2 separate regions of the Homo sapiens genome follow, and region 1 is linked to region 2. Evidence: chromatin loops called from intact Hi-C (ENCODE). Cell type or tissue: GM12878. All regions are shown on one strand. Each heading gives the region's core, and the rest is flanking DNA. Links, peaks and the distances in the headings are about the cores only.

The links. Peaks named below come from ENCODE experiments on the same cell type or tissue, not always from the same donor. Only the 100,000 strongest peaks of a DNase experiment are listed, where the experiment ranks them.
Region 1: a loop joins it to region 2, with 2.2 times the contacts of the local background. A loop is called at or near these places in 1 of 110 quality-filtered maps.

Annotation. Positions count from the first base shown.
Region 1 is chr7:81,791,294-81,794,226 of GRCh38, reverse strand. No RefSeq gene overlaps it. Among named protein-coding and RNA genes, the nearest start is that of HGF, 23 kb to the right of the region's middle. In GM12878, for the core only: no CTCF peak of the experiment used is centred there; no DNase peak of the experiment used is centred there.
Region 2 is chr7:81,872,578-81,875,510 of GRCh38, reverse strand. No RefSeq gene overlaps it. Among named protein-coding and RNA genes, the nearest start is that of HGF, 100 kb to the right of the region's middle. In GM12878, for the core only: no CTCF peak of the experiment used is centred there; DNase peaks (open chromatin) are centred at 1,459, 1,810, 2,490 and 2,500; H3K27ac peaks cover 1,807 bases.

The DNA of each region.
Region 1 (2,933 bases), core at 247-2,746, 81 kb after region 2:
GTGCAAATATTCTTTTAAACCACTGTCTAATTAGTGAAAATCTGTTATTAACCTTTTCAATCTAGGGCTATCATATTGAAGTAAATAACTACCATTTATTTTTCCCAGCCATAAAGAAATATGGACACAACTTTTCTATTCAGTTTTCTATTTTGTATTGCATCTTGACTATTTTCTAAGCTACATCTACATTTTCATTGAGATCAATTTAAATAAAAATCTTTTATCATTTGTAGCATCTCATGAACTTCACTGGACAATCTGCATTATACTTGAAAATTCACCTGAAAGTCTTTGCATTTTTACACAACAAAGATGTGAAATTTATTAAGGCGCTACTTAGGGAGATTAAGGTTTATCAGGGAATTCGGTTTTTTAAAAAAACTATCTGTTGGCCCGGTGCAGTGACTCATGCCTGTAATCCCAGCACTAGGGAAACCGATATGGGTGGATTGCTTGAGTTTAGGAATTCGAGACCAGCCTGGGCAACATGGTAAAACATCATCTCTACAAAACAAACAAACAAACAAACAAAAAGTAGCCAATTGTGGTGGCCTTTTCCTGTAATCCCGGCTACTTGAGGAGCTGAGGCAGGAAAATCACTTCAACCTGGGAGGTCGAGGCTGCAATGAGCCAAGATTGTGCCACTGTACTCTGGCCTAGGTGACAAAGGGAGACCATGTCTCAAAATAAAATCTGTCAACATGTATATTTTAAAGTTCTTTTAAATTAGTACAGATTACAGAAAGGATCTTACAGGCATGGCTAAATATGTTGGCATATAAATCTGAAAATTTTAAATGATTTTGTGCATTTTGATGTAGAAAGCATATATATGTATATATATCTGCAATCAATACAGAGAAATTTATATATCTATCTCTATTTTATATAGGATCAAATAATTATATTAAGCCAAAGAATATTTAGAAACAAATGATATTATTCTCTTGGAAATAAATGCATTTCAAAACACAGAATCTACAATATTCAGTCTACTTCTTAATGAGAGGATATTGTTTTAGAAGAGGAGACGTTTAATCCAGAATTAATTACACTAAATGGAGAAACAGCCAAATCTAGAGTAAACTGTTGGTCACCTAATGTAGTATCTTGAATGATGTAAGCCTGAGGTAATTATTAGCCATTGAAAATTTTTGGATATATAAATACCTATTTTCGTCCTTTGCAAGATTACTATATGGCATCTTCATTAACATATTCAGTGGATTGTTTACTGAAAGGTAGGTTTAGAGCTTTCCACAAAAAAAAAGAATGAGTTTGTTCAAATATGGTCAACAAATCTTCCCTCCTGGGAGTGGTCTTTCAGTGAGCACTCTCTCAAAGATGATTGCTTGTCTTGCTGTTAGTCCTTAGTGCCAAAAATAACTTCTGCATTTGTAAAAGCTAATTACTGCCCTGAATTTTTGGTCTTTCCTTTTTTGTTTCATGTTTGTTTGTTTTAATATATTATCTGAGAAATAGATATAATTATTCCTATTTGCAGACAAGGGAATACAACTCAGAATATTGTATGCAAGCAGATTATTGGTGAACCATATTAAGGACATTGTTAATGGGCTTTCTGGAAATGGGATAGATGTTGAATAAACCTCTGAATTTAAGAAAGTAACTTGGAAGAGTTCTAAAGCCTAGGCCTGAGAATTAGTAGAAATACTAAAAAAAAAAAAAAAAAATCCCAAAACTTTATTAACAAAATATTTAGCATTTGTATATTCAACATTAATATTTTGTTCATCTAGTGTGTGCCTTGAACTAAAATTACATGGCTGATTAATAAAGTCCTTGCCCTCAACGTGCTAGGAGCCTAAAGTGAGAGAGACAGACACTTACCAGATAAAACCATGTGATGGCTCATTGTAAAAACCCCAATTACCATAGAGGAGTATTGGGAAATCAGAGAAGATGATGTCAGACCAATGGCCAACAATTTGTAGTTAACGAGAGTGCTGAGAGAATGTCAAGTAAATTAGAAAAATCGACAAGAATAAAATATTAAACATGATTAAAAGGAGGAATCCTTTTAAGAGGCTTCACTGCGCATACTATCTATGAAATGTTTCATTTTGTAAATCACGACGTTCTCTGTTTGGTAGCAATCTGAAGTTTTGCTCAGTGTTTCACAGTTCACTGCTTTGTTGCCAAAATAAAGCACACAACGGAACTAATGGTCTAGTCTCTGTACTGAGAGTAGCCCTGCATCTGTGTCTCTAAAAACACCCAGATTCTGCACTCGTTTCTAGACCAGTTAAATTCTGCCACCGATAATTCACTTACGAAGCCCACTGAAGATTTTAGGAAATGATTTAGATTTAGTCATAAAATGGAACAGAATACCTAAAGGTAAGACTAAATGCTGCTGATATGAAGCCTCTCCTAAGAGAGTGCTTGCAACATGGGAGGAGCAGTGGTGAGGGAGGCAGCTGGGCTGCATCACTTTCTGCTCATCCAACTTGACCATGGGTAACCAGGAATTTCCAAGCCAATGCTTTCATATTAACGCCTTATTCCCCTACATCACCCGGCTTGTTGTTTAGTCTAATATATTAATACTTTCTGCTTAGCCAGTTCCATTCAGGATTTTCTAGTTCCCTCCCATTTGGCTTTGGCAACACATTCTTGTGAATGGGTGACATTCTGAAAACTTTCCATTTTTCTCCTTGGGAAAGAATGTGGAACAGACTTATTCTAATTTTTATTTAACAGAATTCCACTCAGTAAATCTTTCCTGAGAAAATAATTATAATACTGATAATAATAATAATAGTTCAAATGTGTTGAGTGCCAGGCACTGTATCGAGTATGCATTATTTTATTTAACTTTTAAAACAACCATATAAGGTATATATGAGTATTATCAATCATCATTTTATAGATGCAGAAAATGACATGAGGAGACGGTAAATAGCTTG
Region 2 (2,933 bases), core at 400-2,899:
TCAACAAATAAAAAAAAGTGATTAATCCATTGGAAGGACATCGTCTGACAGAAGGAACACCTAAACCAGTTTTTAAAAAGATAGGAGGATGGTGAAAAATGTGCAAAGACTGGAAGCGAGGGAGTGTGAGTTAAGTGCAAGATGTTCAAGGAAGTCAGTATGACTGAGGCAAAAAATAGAGGGGTTTGTTTTGATTTTGATTGGGGTTTAGAGTCTAGGAGTTAGAAAGCTTGGGGCAGATGAGGAGCAAAGATAAACAGAGGCCAGAAGATAAAGGGCCTTAAAGCTCTACTAAGGATATTGGATATTATCTTTGGAATAATAGGAATCCCCGAGGGGTTAAAACAAATTAATGCATCAGATTTGGATTTCAGAGACATCTTTGCAGTATGCAGAAGCACTTAGAGCAATTCAAGACTGGATGTAAAAAGACTAATGTGTGTGGTAATATGATAAATATGAAAATAAATCTATAGATTGAAGAGAGATATAAAGTTATTATGAATAAGACTGGATGGTTAGGAATGGAATTAGGACACTTGAGAACAAGTTTCTGGTATTAATTTAGATTCCATCAATTTAGACTGAAAATTTGATAACCAGATTTAAATTAACTTCTGATAAACTTAAAAAAACTCAATGCAAATTAATAGTGCCAACAAAATGGGGCAGAAAAGTTTGAAAAACAGAGTTCTACCTATATGTAAATAATAATTATAAATATATATTTTAATAATATACCTGATTATAGAACCCATGAATGTGGTTTTAAAAATGCTGCTTATTGAGACCAACTGTATTAAAATGGCAATTTAAATCGTTTATTCATTCACATCTGCTTTTTATATCTTCCTAGGTTAGCAAGATTTCATTGTATATTAAATTCTATTATTATTCATAAAGTGTATGTGCAGATACCATTATAAGAAGTACTGATGACTGTATTTTTAAATAAGTATTGGTTAATAAGCAACAAGAAGTTACCATTTTATACTCAGTTCTTAGGTGAGATAGCATAGTTCAGAGGATCTATCCAAAGCTGGTCTATCAGCTTTATATCTAGAGAGATATGAATATGTAGTAAAAATGAAGATTTGTTTTAATAGATTATATGTAATAGATAATAATCTGAGTCATGATGTTCCATACACACTTATTAATTAGATAGGCCCATATAGGATCATTGTAAGAATTACATAAATTAATACATTTCCAACAAAAATGCATTACATTCTAAAGCCCTAATAAAACATTATGTTTTTGTGATGGTTGGAATGGTGATTTTTACTCTGGCACTCAGATTTACTCTGGCACTTATTTCTGGCACTTAGATGTCCTCTTCCTGTGTCACTTTTACATTTGAAATTTTAAAGACATATGAAAAAGTTAGTCTTTCAGTTGCCTGTCATTAAGTATTTCTCTAAAACAAAACTATACAGATGGAAATAGCCAAAACAAAGCATGCATTAAGAGGCATTAAAGGCAACATTCATGTTTTACTTTGATGAATCCATGTGTGGAGAATGAGAGTGTTTGTTTATCATTTAACTTACTTACCTCTACATAAATATTTAATAAAGTTGTTTTTAAGTTCAATTAACTTTTTAAAAAGAAAATAGAGAACCTTAACCTCATCAATTCATTGATATTTTATGCAAATTGTAGGGCCATTTATAGCAATAGTTTCAGGTTCTTTAAAATAGACATCAGATTCTGATTACTGTAAACTGAAACACTGAGAAAACAATGCATTTCAATTATGAAATATCTGAAAACTTACATCTGTTCTTGTGAGACACATCATTGCTTTGACGTCAGTGACCTAACCACACGAACTAAGAATTTTTAAAAAGTACTCTTGATGGTATGTTTTATGATGTTCAGGGTCCCAGCCATTCCTCGGAAATGTGTTTTTTTGTTTTTTTTTTTGTTTGTTTGTTTTTGTTTTTGATGAATGAGTCTAAAGGCTGAGTGGCTATCAAACAATTCTTTTTGGTTTACATTGTATTATGAAAATAATATAAAAACCCTGTGTACTTTTCTTGTTTTTCCTTTCTATAGTTTTTGGGGAACAGGTGGGTTTTTGTTACCTGGATAAGTTCTTTAGTGGTAATTTCTGAGATTTTGGTGTGCCCATCACCCCCTCCGTGTACTTTTAAAATGAGTAAGTTGTGAAAATGTCAACTAGTTTGCTATTTAGAGGGTCCTCATAAAGTAACAAAATGATACATAACACATTTGCACAGCAAGTCCTCACTTAGAGTTGTAGATATGTTCTTGAAAACTGCGACTTCAAGTGAAACAACATATAACAAAACTAATTTTACCATAGGCTGGTTGACACAAACAAGAGCTTAGTTCCTACCACACATTACTGGTCATAAAAACATGACCAAATCTCTAACTAAAGACCAAAAGACTTCTAATAATAAACATCGAGATAAATGTGAGCTATACCTACCTTTAAGAAAGATTAGTGTAAACAAGTAAGGTAATTTACTCAGTTATTCTAGTTCAGGACTGTGGGTAGCCAGAGCCTGTCCTGGCAGCTCGAGGTGCAAAGTGGGAACAAGCCTTGAACAGGACACCATCCCTCAAGGGAGCACTCATGCCCACACCCACAGTCACCATACTGGGATAACTGAGACACCCCAATTAACCTAACATGTACCCCTTGGGGATACGAGAGGAAACTGGAGTACCTGGAGAAAACCCACACAGACACGAGGTGACTGCAAACCACACAAGACAGTGGCTCCCACCTGAAATTGATTTCAATTTTCTCATCAATGCTACAACAAAACAACACTGAATGAAATGACATTATTGGAGGACCTGCTGGATATTTTGCAAGAGATTAACGATAAATACCATGTTTCTTGAGAAGAATTAAGTTGTGTATGGATTGTAAAAGGAGTATTCTATATTCCTTT